Regions from separate parts of the Mus musculus genome. Here all the other regions are linked to region 1. A link is a contact called in ENCODE Hi-C or POLR2A ChIA-PET data. All regions are on one chromosome and are shown on one strand. The core of a region is the stretch at or near the end of the contact, and the rest is flanking DNA. Distances in the headings are between cores, read along the strand shown. Region 1 holds the start of Hells (helicase, lymphoid specific). Region 2 holds the start of Tbc1d12 (TBC1D12: TBC1 domain family, member 12). Region 3 holds the start of Noc3l (NOC3 like DNA replication regulator).

What was found. A loop is a pair of places that touch in the nucleus more often than their neighbours do. ChIA-PET counts read pairs that join two places held with the same protein, here RNA polymerase II (POLR2A).
Region 2: POLR2A ChIA-PET joins it to region 1 with 16 read pairs in Patski. The contact joins the promoter of Tbc1d12 here to the promoter of Hells in region 1. A Hi-C loop is called at or near these places in 4 of 37 maps with a recorded cell type or tissue (heart and v-Abl transformed pro-B cells). POLR2A ChIA-PET finds 5 or more read pairs at or near these places in 3 of 5 experiments (Patski and embryonic stem cell).
Region 3: a map of T-helper 17 cell shows a loop between it and region 1 (2.8-fold over the local background). The contact joins the promoter of Noc3l here to the promoter of Hells in region 1. A Hi-C loop is called at or near these places in 6 of 37 maps with a recorded cell type or tissue (T-helper 1 cell, T-helper 17 cell, T-helper 2 cell and 2 more). POLR2A ChIA-PET finds 5 or more read pairs at or near these places in 1 of 5 experiments (embryonic stem cell).

The regions. Positions count from the first base shown.
Region 1 is chr19:38,928,425-38,932,841 of GRCm38, forward strand. It overlaps Hells (helicase, lymphoid specific), which reads left to right and starts at 2,566. Exons shown (of 22, transcript NM_008234.3): 1 at 2,566-2,651; 2 at 2,967-3,088. The coding sequence starts at 2,984.
Region 2 is chr19:38,834,111-38,838,562 of GRCm38, forward strand. Tbc1d12 (TBC1D12: TBC1 domain family, member 12) reads left to right here and starts at 2,469. Exons shown (of 13, transcript NM_145952.4): 1 at 2,469-3,336. The coding sequence starts at 2,597.
Region 3 is chr19:38,817,199-38,821,229 of GRCm38, forward strand. Noc3l (NOC3 like DNA replication regulator) reads right to left here and starts at 2,039. Exons shown (of 21, transcript NM_021315.2): 1 at 1,895-2,039; 2 at 740-947. The coding sequence starts at 1,903.

The DNA of each region.
Region 1 (4,417 bases), core at 1,316-3,815:
GTATGAACCACTTTGTACCTTAGACGGATTTGAAAAATGCTTTGTGGCCCAGGCTAACCTCAAATGTATAGCAGTGCTCTTACCTCAGGTTCCTCTGAGTGCTGTAACTACTGGTCTGTACCACCCAGCCTAGTTAAGTGTAATGTAAATAGTTCCTTTTACTGTTGTTCTGCTTCTTAGAGACAGTTTCACTAAGCATTCCTGGGTGTCCTGGAACTAGTAGACCAGGTCGGCTTCGAACACTTGCGGCGATCCACTTGCCTTAGCCTCTAGAGCACCAGAATCAAAGGTGTGTGCCACAAAGCCTGGCTAAGTGTAAGTCATTCTAAAATGAGATACAGAGGGGGGAGCCGGGCGTGGGAGGCAGAGGCAGGCGGATTTCTGAGTTGGAGGCCAACATGGTAGAAGGAGCTTAGAAAAAAAAAAAGAAAAAAAGAAATAAAGGGGAGAACTGATGTTGCCCAAAAGTTAATTCTTCCACTTCCTCCCCCAGCTACTGCTGGCCTCCTCTTCCAGTAGAGATTTAAATAATAATGAAAGACTTCAGTGGACATTTAGGAACCCTGGAGAACGGAATGTTAATCCTAGATTCCTGGAGGTAGGCTTCCGGGATTTCTATCCGGAAGAGAAAATAAGGCAGTGAAAATGGTAATTCATATACTAGATTTGAATTTTTTTTTTTTTTTTTTTTTGGGTTTTCGAGACAGGATTTCTCTGTGTAGCCCTGGCTGTCCTGGAACTCACTCTGTAGACCAGGCTGGCCTCGAACTCAGAAATCTGCCTGCCTCTGCCTCCCAAGTGCTGGGATTAAAGTTGAGCGCCACCACCGCCCGGCTCAGAGATGGAGTTATAGGCACAGGCACATGCACATGCTCGGAACCAAACTCAGGTGGTGTGCAGGAGCCGTAAGTGCTTCCAGTGGCTGTAGTTTCTGCCTAGGTTACTCTTACCCTGGGCTGATTGGCTTTTTGACATTTCTTTGCTTGTCATTTTCCTCAACCCCCAGGTATCCAATTACCTAGTCTTAAAGATCTGCCAGTTCTCCCATTACTCTATTCTGTTTCCGGTTCTGGAGTTTAAGAGACCTATGCATAAGGATTTAGAAGTTCTGGTTCATTGCTGTATATTTTCTGTTGTTCTGGAGGCATTTACACAGAGGCCTTGAAAGCAGAGAGCTGGTGCTTTTCTTAGCCATTGCTAGTATTTAGTCTACACAGCAGCCAAGATGAGTCAGGAAATTAATGTAGCAATGTAGCAGATGTCTGTTCTGTGAGAACCAAATGAATTTGCACTGTGCTCCAACTCTTGTTCTGGACAAATCAACCTGCTCTTCCTAAAGACCTAGAAGGGAAGCCGACCATCAAGGCATGGTTGCATACATTGGCACGTGGGAGGCAGAGGCAGGTGGGGCTCTATGAGTTCAAGGGTGGCATAATCTACATAGCAAGTTCTAGACCAGGGGGGGAGGAGCGCAGCATAGTGAGACCCTGTCGCAAATAAAATCTTATTTTTTAAAATAGAGGATCCCCCCGAAGGTGGTTATGGTAAAGCCATGTCTTTTTCTCTTAAATTTTTCTTTACATTTTTATTTAGTGTGCATATTTAGAGGTGTGTGGGTAGGCTTACAAATGCGACTTGGTACTCATAGAGATTAACGGACAATTTGCAGGACTTTTCTTCTCCGTGCGTAAAGCATTGCAGAAAAGGAATTGAAACCTAAGCAAAACGGCCACGAGAAAAACCCTTCAGCACCCACTCTTATTAGCGGTCTATTTGTTTTCTGAAAAAAAAAAAATTTTTTTTTTTTTTTAAAGATTCATGTACTCCAGGGCTCCAGGGTGTCTGTAAACCAAGGATCACTGACCTTCCAAAAGTCCTAATCCTGTGCCTGGACCTCCACTGCGCGAGATGACAAGGGAGCCTTTCCCTGTGGGCAGGCATTACACCAACTCCGCTACACCTACAGACCTTGTTCTCTCCTCCGTTCCTCTCAGTCAGTTTATCACTCGCTATTTTATCCTAAATACTTTTTCCCCCCTGAACTAGCTATAATCTTAATTTCTCATCTTTCTTCTTACTCACAAACCACTCCTCAGAGTTATTTGGAAAGGAAGTTTACGAAAAACCGCGAACTACAACTGGTCAGGGTCCAGCGAGCTTGGCCGTTTTTGACACCCTAACATCGACCTTCACCTACCGAAAGGACAGGTATTGGGGGCGTTCAAACAATCCAGTGTGTGAAGAGGTCTTGCACCCGCCGAACAACTCGGGACCATCATTAAATAAGAAAGGGGCGATCGGGGCCACTACGGTCTGCGGCGCCTCTGTGACCACGGGCGACATTCAAGGCTGGAGCTAGCTACACCCCCTTTGCCTGGGTCCAGGTAAAGGCTTAACGCATCCCTCCTGGGGAGAGGCGGAAAGCAAAGCCAAGCGCGTCCAAATCTCGTGAGCCGAGGTCTGCAGCGGGCGGGGAGCCCGAAGTCTCGCGAGACCACCGGGTTTTCCCGCGAAAGAGAAGCGCGCGAATTTCTTGCGCCGCGGGGCGAGCGAGCCGGCGGGGTGTGAGGATTTAGCTCGCGGCGTTTGAGGCGACTGGGTCCCCGGCCGGTGTCCAGCCGTGCCTGCGGAGCCGCCCGCGAGCAGCAGCGGTGAGCCGGCGGCGTGAAGGCTGCACCCCGGGGAGGGAGCTCGCCGGGGTCCGGGCTGAGGAGGGGAAAAGGCGTGAGGAGCCGCCGGCGGCGACCTGGTCTGCTTGGTGGCACGGAAGCGTTCCCCCACGTCTCCCTTACAGGTCTCCTCACGAGCTGGGTCCCGGCCGACCGGCTTTGCCACCCAGACGCTGTCCGTGGCTTTGGCCGGCGATGCAGACGGCCAGGGAGGGGGAAGGCCGTGGCTTCCCGAAGTTGGAACTCGGGGGTTGTAACTTGAATCCCGTTCTGAAAGCCCCCGCCGTGCTCCCTTAGGGTCCTTGGCTCCAGAGATGGCCGAACAAACGGAGCCTGCGGTGATTACTCCAGCCATGCTGGAGGAGGAGGAACAGCTCGAGGCTGCGGGACTTGAGAAAGAGCGGAAGATGTTAGAAGAGGTAATGTAAAGTCCACGGCCGGCGGTTCTCCCCGGCTCCCCACCCCCACCCCCGGCCTGCCTCCCCGCCTGCCTCCCCCACTTGCTTCTCCTTGAACTTCCAAGCAGCCCTGGCCACTTGGCTTCTCCGTACTTGTAAAGTGGAAATCTTGGCGTGGGCTTTGAATGATAGATAGGTTTCTGAAGTGTGGTCTGGGCGGGGTAGGTTGCAACTTATCTTTGAGTGGACGTTTCAGATTGCTTTTTTGACTACTAAGATTCAGTCAAGAGTCACTGGTAAGTGTTTGCTTGCTTTTGCCATCTTTATTGGCTTTTAAAATATGTTCTCTCACTGTATGCCTAATGGCCAACATTATTAATCTTTAATGCCCCGAGTCATAATGTATGTATTAGTAGACAGAGGTGGTAGACGTTGACATTAATCAACGGTTGGGCTGTAAGCCGGGTCTACTGATAATTCCCTTCCCCTCTATTTTTCTGTTGGGTTTGTTTTTGAGACAGTATTATGCTGGCCTTCATATCCTAGGGTCCCCCTGCCTAGCTTCCCAGTGCTGGCTGGGATTACTGGAGTGTGCATATCATTCCCTTCTCCTAAGGATTTCTTAGCAATTTATTACTGTTTGCTGCCTAAGTAATCAATTTGTTTTAGTTTTCTACAAGTAAGGTTCTTTAGCTAAAATTGAGGTGTATGTTTTCATGGTAAGTTACAGTATTTGTACATTTCTTTAAAAAACAGAATCTTTTAAAACGTAGTGAAAGCAGCTTTTAACATTTGGCAAGTTTAGTTCTTGATTAGTACTATGAAGTGCCACCACCCTGCTGCTTAGTTGTTGCATATGCAAGAAAAGGTGATATAATCATGGGAAGTTCTTAACTCCATCTTAGTTTTTTTTTTTCCTTGCATTTATTTCATTCTGTCAATAGAGTATGAACACTCTTTGGGATTTTTAATCTTCAATTTTGTAGCCCATGCTGGGCTGGAACTCACAGTAGGTCTCCTTTTCTGAAGTGTGTGTGTGAGTGTGAGATGTCCATTTGAGTTTGGAGTAGCTGCAGGTGAGTTTGGAGCTAGACTAAGCAGGTTGTGAGCCGTCTGACATAGCAGGACCGCTGGGAAACAAACCTGGTACCTCTGCAAGAGCAGTTGTGCTTTACCAGCTGAGCCAGTTGGTCATAAAGTAAATGTGCCAGAGTCCAGCTTCAGCAGGGTTCAGGTCCCAAAGAGGTGTAGAGTCAGCAAGGGAAGGAGACTGACACTATCTAAAGACAAATCAGGCAAGATCGCAGGTTTATTGAAGGCTTTGCACCTTTTATACTCTATGTTTGCATA
Region 2 (4,452 bases), core at 1,219-3,718, 94 kb before region 1:
AAAGAAGGGTGTAAAGATTTTGAGGCCTTTATACTCTTCTTGACTGCAGGCACAGCAAAATAATCCAGTTAAGAGGGACCACACAAAGGCACAAAGGATATAATGTATCTTATAAGGAGACATTTCTTTGTTAAACTCTATAAAATGTTACTTACCAGATAAGGCAGAAAGTTTTTTTGTTTTTTTTTTTTTGTTTGTTTGTTTTTTTAAGTTTAGTTATTTTGAGTCAGAGTTTTGCTGTGTAGCCCAGAGCAGCCTGGAATTCTGATTCTTTTGCAGAAGCCTCCAGAGTGCTGGAATTGACACATTTGTCACCCCCTTCCTATCTCCCTCCCTTCCTTTCTCTTTTTTTTATTAGTGAGTGAAAAGTGCTATCTCATAGTTTTGATTTGTTACTCCCAAATAACTTATATGCTTATTGATATTCCATTTAACATATCATCTCGAGAAAAACACATATATTGAAATTTTTACACTCTCCCTTCCCTGTTTTTGAGCAGAATGACTCACTGGAAGTCACTATGTGTTAAAACCAAGCCTCCTATCTTGGCCTCCTTGTCTTTTGATTGATTGATTGATTAACTGATGTTTTTAGTTTTTTGAGACAGGGTCTCTCTGTGTAGCCCTGGCTGTCCTGGAACTCATTGTGTAAATGAGGCTGGCCTTGAAATCAGAAACCTGCCTATATCACCTGAGTGCTGACATTAAAGTCGTGCACTACCACCACCTAGTCAAGTTGTCTTTTAAAATATTGAATTACAATTTTTTTCTTGAGATAAAAGTTTGCTGTGTAGCTCATGCTATCCTCAGATTTGCTATGTAGCCCAGGCTGGTCTTGAACTTGAGATTCTCTTTTGCTTCACCCTAGAGAGTTCTGTAATTACAGATGCTTTCTACCACACTGGCTTATTTCTGTATGTATTCTGGGTACTGTCCCTGTAACTAATACAGGATCTATCTACTCTCTCTCTCTCTCTCTCTCTCTCTCTCTTTCTGGTTTATACACATTCTTTGGTTTTTCCTTTTGAAAGATGTTTTGTGTATGTATGTTCAGGTGTGTGTGTTCCTATGTATGAGGTAAGTATACACTCATATTTAGGGAGGAGAGAGTTCAACTCAGCTGTTACTCCTTTGGGACTGCCCATCTTATTGTCTGAGACATGACCTCTTAATAAGATCTAAGGCCAGCTGCCTTAGCCAGGCCGGTTACCAGAGCATCCCAGGGACTGCCTCTCCAATGTTAGCTGTACAAGGGCATTCTACAAAGTGGCTTTTTATGTGAGTGCTGCGATACAGGAAAGGTCCTCATGCTTGCATGACAACGTGACCAACTGAGCTATCTTCCACCTTTCAAAAGATCTTGATAATAAACGCTTTTACTGCTTTGTTTTGCTAAGTATTCCATTCTATTTCTATACTTGCTTTCAGAGGCATTTGTAGAATGAATGGTCTCTAGTTACTGCATTATCCTACTACAACAATGTCTATTTGGGCCTTTTACAACAACTTCATCTCTTCTGAAATACCAACACTATTGGGTCTCTGCCCTATGCTCATTCTTCTATGGAGGTAGAGTCACTTGATATCCCCCGACCCCCTTTGTGGCTTACATAAATGGCCCCTTCGACCAAACCAGAACTTTAACCCAAGTTTATAACTCTCACTATGTTAGTTAATTCCAATGTCTTTCCCCAATCCAGTTTCCTGTTTCTTCACACCACAGCAATCTCATAGCCTTGTTATTCCTGGCTGCTCTCCTATCACTCCTGTGGCTAGTTATTATGTCTTGCGATTCACACATTAAATACATTTTATTTCCACTAAACGGTCATTATATCTTAATCCATTACCACAGGTTGCTGCAGTTATTTTTTTTAATATTTATTTATTATATGTAAGTACACTGTAGCTGTCTTCAGACACTCTAGAAGAGAGCATCAGATTTCGTTACAGATGGTTGTGAGCCAGCATGTGGTTGCTGGGATTTGAACTCAGGACCTTTGAAAGAGCAGTCGGCAATCTTAACCACTGAGCCAAACAGTCCTTCTCGCCCTGGCTCCATTTCATTTCCGTACCCAGGTGACACGACAACCAACAACCAACGTGTTAAAAAGTGTTAGGAGATCAGACTTTGGTAAACATGGAAGACTAAGTGGAAAAGATAGGTAAGGGGCTGTCATGTGGACAACGAAGCCCTGAACGGTTCCAGGAGTTCTTCACTGCTGTTAGAGAAGGTAAAAACTGTCAAGACAGGAGCACTTAAACTAACTTCCTTAGTTTCCTCTCACAAACAAATCGCCGTCAAGTGATATGGTTTATGCGAAGTGAGCCTTGCCCTCCCTTAGGCTAAGCACTGTCACCCGGGTGGAGGATCTCAGATTGTCCTCCCGGGTCGCTCTAGCTGCCGTCTCTATGGTTCGGGGACGCGCCGGGTCGCGGGCAGGCCCGGCCCCGCTGGTGCGCGTGCGCGATCCCAGCGCGTGCCCGGCCTCCGGCAACTGCCCCGGCCGCCGGGTGGGAGGGGTGGGTCCGGGGACGTCGCGGCGGCCGTGGCCGCGAACCCTGCACGCAGGGCAGTCCTCCTCCGCCGCCTCAGATGATGGGTCCCGAGGATGCCGGAGCCTGCTCGGGAAGGAACGCCGAGCTGCTCCCAGTCCCGGGGCCCATGGGTCAGGACGGGAAGACCGTCCCGGCCACCAGCGGCTTTAGCGGAGGCGCTGTCGCCGCGGAGCCGCCGGAGGAGGCTGGAGAGGAGGAGGCGCCGCCGCCGCGGCAGCTCCTGCAGCGGTACCTCGCGGCGGCCGCGGGCCCGCTGAAGCCCGGGCTCGGCGGGGCGGAGGCGGAGGCGGAGGAGGCGGCGGCGGCAGCAGTCCCCGCGGCGCGCGGCTCAGGCATGACCAACGGAGACTCGGGCTTTTTGCTGCGCCAGGACCGTCGCGGCCCAGAGGAGGCACGTCGCCGCCGAACCTGCGGCCGTCCCTGCCTGCTGGAGCCCGCGGACGAGGGCGTGGACGGTGCGGGTGGCCTGGACGACTGGGCCGCGCCGCTCGAGGACCCGCTGCGGAGCTGCTGCCTGGCGGCCGGGGACACGGACGACCCGGACCCCGCAGCCGCCACCCCTGCCGGGAGGGCCGTCGAGAGCGCGGAGCCCAGCCTCGGCCTCCCCGACGCCCGCTTCGGCTCTCGGAACACGTTCGAGGTGAGCCGCCGTCAGAGCGCCGGCGACCTCCTGCCCTCAGCGGGGCCGTCCGCACCCTTGCCAGCGGCAGAGCAGGGTCCCGGGGGCACCACGGCTCGGGCTCGACGGAGCGGTGGCTTCGCGGATTTCTTCGCCAGGTATCACACTGGCCGCGCGAGGGGCTTGGGCGGGGCCGGGAACGGGCTGCCTTCCAGCGTACGGAACAGGAACGTCGGGACTCAGCTTTGATCTGTCGCTAGGGTAGGGGGACCGGATGGCTTTGTGAGCTCCGGGCCTGGAGCCAGGATTGGTGTTACTCCGTCCCCAGGAAGCGTTGTGCTTCCAGGTCTGACCAGCCTCCCAATACTACACATTCAGTTTCTTCATCTGGAACATCAGATAACCACTGCCCTATTATTTTTTTGTAATTGTATTACTAGGATTTGGACTGGGCGGGCGGCAGTGTGTGGTGTAGAAGTCTGTGAAGTTTATTTGCTTGGAGTCTAAGCCCGTTCCATTAGTTTGGGGATTCGAGGTTTTTTTTTAAAAAAAAAAATAATTTAACTGCACACTTATTTTGTGTTAATGTGTGTGCGCACATGTATCCTTGCGTGGAGATCAAACAATCTTTGGGCTCTTCCTCTCCCATTCTCTGGATAGGGGGGATTCAACTCAAGTCAAGTCTAGTGGAAAATGTCTTTGCTATTTTGCGGGCTTAGTTTGGGGATTCTTAAATTCAGAAATGATTTTTTTTTTCTTTTTCTTTTTTGATTTTTGTCGGCTGATCTCGAACTCACAGAGATCCGCTTGTTTCTGTTTCCCAAGTGCTGACATTAAAGGCATATGCCGCCATGCTGGGCTCAGAAATGATATTTTTTTCATAGTATTTGTTTCCGTTGCTTTTACTAAAGCTCATTCCTTGTCGGGAGTACACACTTTTAATGCCGGTACTCCTATAGAAGGATGAGGCAGGAAGATTGCCATGAGTTCAGGGGCAGCCTGGACTACACAGCTATTAGTAGATCTACTAGCAGACCAGCCAGGGTTACATAGCACGATCTTGTTTCTAAACAAAGCGAAACAGAACGAAACTGGCAGTTTAGTGCTTAGAATAAGATCCCAGTCTTTTAGCTCAGATTACTATAGCTCTCTAGGAAATTAGGAAATCCTCTTCTACTTATCTCAGATAGGCTTTATCTCTCTTCATGAACTTCCCTACCCCCAACCCCCAACCCCCATTGTTAATTGAACTCAGGGACACAAGGCAAGTAGCC
Region 3 (4,031 bases), core at 789-3,288, 110 kb before region 1:
ATTGTAAAACTTAGAAGAGATCTCTGAAAGTATCTAACCAGCTAACTCATTGTTCCTTGATTGGAGATTGAGTGACCAACCAAGACTACATAGCTAGCAACAAAAACCAAGAGAAGATTTTTTTATTCCTGATTCCCAATCAAATGATCACTACCCATCACGATAATGCTGCATTTGGGTCAGACTGCATGGAGGTTAAGAGAAGGAGAGATGGCTATAGAACAATGAACAGTTACATCAGCTAGAGAACTGTCCTGACTTTAAAATGATCATATTTTTCTGTTTTGAGGAGCTGGGGTCCTTAGATGGTTCTACAAAACAACCGAGACTATTACAGCTGAACTTCACCCCAAGTGTACAAGGAGAAAGAAAACCACAAGTTTAGAAAAGGAAATACCTACTGGCAGCATGGTGAAGAATGGAGCAAAACCAAGCAGGCTAACCACGGCTAACTCTCAGTGGATGGGAAGCCGGCAGCCCTGATGCGTGTCCCGAAATTTACACAGCTGCTCTGAGCATCCCCCAAGTACATTTTCAGATCTGCTGTCTATGCCAACGAAAAGGAGAAGCTAGTTTTCTCACAGGGCATATGGTCTTGCATTGTTTTCTCATACTTACTGTGGTAAAGCATAAAAGACCTTACCTAGACCTACAAGGATCTGAACACAGGACAAGTGGACACTAGAAAACAAGTCACTTCCATGGAGAACATTCCAGCGTAAGTGAACACTTTCGTTACCTGGCCGTTTGCTCTTTGGGTCCTCCAGCGGAATGGGTTTTTTAGACACAGCATCTTTTACAGCTTGCCTTAGTTTCCTCTGCTCTTTTCGGTACTTCTTGATGGTACTTTGTTGTTTAAATTGCTTATTTTTCAATTTGTTTTCAAGTTTCACTTTACTAGTTTTTATCAACTTGCGAAAGCTTGGGACCTGCTTTTTATTTCTTCTCTAGAAAACAACAACAGAAGAGACACTACAACTAAGAAATTCTGATTATTTTTAAAATCAGGTGAAGGAAAACTCTTTATAGATTAAATAAAGCAAATTTCAAAACTGTCTCACAACCACGGGTCCTGTGTAAGAACTAAAAACCAATGCACGGCAGTAAGCAATCCTACAGAATGGCACTAGAGCATCAGTTGCTCCACACGGGATTTCCCTGTGATCTGAATCTAGTCTCTCACGTGTGCAATCTGAAAGCAAAACATTATGAATCTCTTCTCTGTGGCAAACGGTCATTCAAGGCTAGTCTAACACTGGTACGGCAACACATTCAGAGCAAAATAATGGATGCCTTTAGCAACTGACATTCATTTGTCGGTTTATTATTTACAAAGCACTCACACTTCCCAACACCCTAAATAATAATAATCCTCACGTCATTCATAAAGAAGCGAAGGTTACAGAAGTTATTCCAGCGCTCTCGCTGGTAAGTGCTTTGTAATCCAAATCCCAAGGCTACTTCTAAATTCCCTCTCCATCTGGGAAAAATCACCAGCCTTCCTATCACCTTACACTTTAAGGAGGAAACAGGCTCTCTTCGGGTTCAGTGTCTCACAAAACAGGTTCAAGGAACTTTAGACTTGCTTCTCGTGTGTATAAGATTCGAGAGACAGTTTGGAAAACCCTTCAGTCTGACACCATTCGGTGGCAGGGCCCGGTGCTGGCCTCGCATCTGCAGCCTGAGGTCGTGCTTGGGCGTAGTGGGCGAGGAAGCAAAAGCCCCAGTAATGACCCAAAGTGGATGGAGCATAGATCGGCTAGGGAGCACCAAGTTAGGCCACCGCCCCCTATACCAGACTCAAAACCTAAGGGAAAGATAAGCCAGGCAGAGGGAGACCCTGTCAACCCAAGCAGCCACAACTCCCGGGGGCCGGGGTTCGGACAGCACTTACCGCCTTCATCCTTAGGCCTGCGAGGAGTACCACAGACAAGATCACTCGGACAGAGGAACACGCAGGAGCCGGGTGGAAAAGACACACGTGCACTGAGCGCAACCTTTCCCAAACCGGAAGACGCTTTCAGCCTCTCCCCCTTTCTGCCGCCGGAAACGGGAGGCGGGACTTCCTCTTCGGGCGGCGGTGCGTGCGCCCCCTGGTGGCTCTGGTCCCGGGCTCAGTCTCTCACGGACTGACCCTTGTGAGAATCGCTGAGGCTGAAGAGTGGGCGAGTGGGCGTCCCAGCTGAAGGACTCAAGCAGGTTCCCGCCCGGATTCCTTTTCAGTCCTGGAGAAGACAAAAGACGAGGGCTTGGCGGTTTTGATCGCCGGCGTCTTGTGGCTCCGCCTGTTGCGGGTACTTCGTCTTCTGGATCTTCTAGAGGGCAACCGCAGCTTCTTTATTGGAAGCCATCCCTCCACAGGCACTGGGGCTTTGAACCGAATGATGAAAGATCTCTCACCACCTTCCACCAACCGAAAGTCCACACTTAAGTTTAGGCGTGGTGGAGCACGTCTTTAATCCCAGCACTGGGAGGTAGAGGCAGGTGGATCACTGTGAGTTCGAGGCCCGGTCTACAGAGCCTAGTCTACCCAGTGTAGTCCCTGTCTAGAGAAAAAGTCTATGGTTTTACTGTGGAATCGTTTTTTCTTTGGGTTTAACCATTATATGATAAAGTACTATATTGGTGAGACTTGCAGAATTAGGATTCTGTTACCTTTTTGGTAAAGATACTATCTGACTGAATCGTTAACTCTTCCAGGAAGATTTAAGCATCGCAAGAATGTGTATTTTAAGTACTTGTCTCCCAAAGACCTTTTCCTAAATTAAAAAACAGAATAAAACACTGGGCAGGAGAAGTGGTTCAGTGTTTAAGAGTGCTTGCTGCTCCTCCAGAAAGTCCCGGATTCTATTCCCAGCACATCCATCTCTGAGGACCTCTTCTGACCTCCTCAGGCAGGCACTCACCCACACATATATACAAACAAAATAATAAATTATAAAAAACAATAAAAATAAAAAGTTAATCACAAAGATGAACTTGAGGCTATTAAAGGTTTTTTAAAAAAAAAAAGAAAGAAAGAAAGAAAGAAAGGAAGAAAGAAAAAGAAAAAGAGACGCCGTTGTTATTTGACTGACCCTCAACTCAATATGCTCCTGTCTCAGTTTCCCAAGTACTAATTATAGAGTCACCATGCCCAGGGTTAAGTATATCGTTCTTGAGCACAGCCCTGACATTGTTGGCCTCACAGTTCTGAGCTGGTGAGATAAGCCAGAAGAAACCCAGGGGCCACTGAGATCATGAACAGTGGTAATCTTACAAAGACTAGTCCTTTCTGCTTTTCACCTCAGAGAAAAATGCCTTCTATCTGGCATCGTCTTTCCACCTCCCTTCTAACTTTCTCCCTGTTCTCTCTCCTTCCACACCCTGTCTTGGAAACAGCAGAGCCTGTCTCACTGTTAGATTACTTCATCACACTAATTGGAAACATCAGCCTGTGCTCTTTCTTACCAAGCCTGTGGCTGAATTCCTTCCCAAACATATCAACAGTTACTCCCACTTCTTCAGCTTGCATCTGGTTGTTCCAAGGATGAGGTATCCCCATTTCTATTCAAAACTAACCCCATGTTTCTTGCTCTTTGGTCAATCATCTTGCCCTCTGCCTTTCCCTAACATTTCCTTCCCAGTTAGCCTATCCCCGTAGAGCTTTTCACTATTTTTTTCTAGTGATGTTTTCTCCTTTTAATTCTTGTTGTGACTTTCTCTTTCCAAGGAAAAATCATCATTGTGTTTCCACTTCCTCTCCTCTGTCATAACCAACCCTGCGCTAGCCTTTTATGTATGAGTGTTTGCCTACTTGTATGCATGTGCACCACGTTCGCCTGGTACAGGTCAGGAGAGGGTGTCAAATCCCTTAGAACTGGAGTTAGGGATGGTCGTGAGCAACCAAATGGCTTCTGGGAATTGAACCCTATGTCTCTGCTCTAGACCACTGAGCTATTTCTCCAGCCCCCTATGCTAGGTTTTTGTTGTTTTTAATAAAAAGGAACTTCATCTTATTCTTTGCCCATTTTATACTTAAATTTATAATC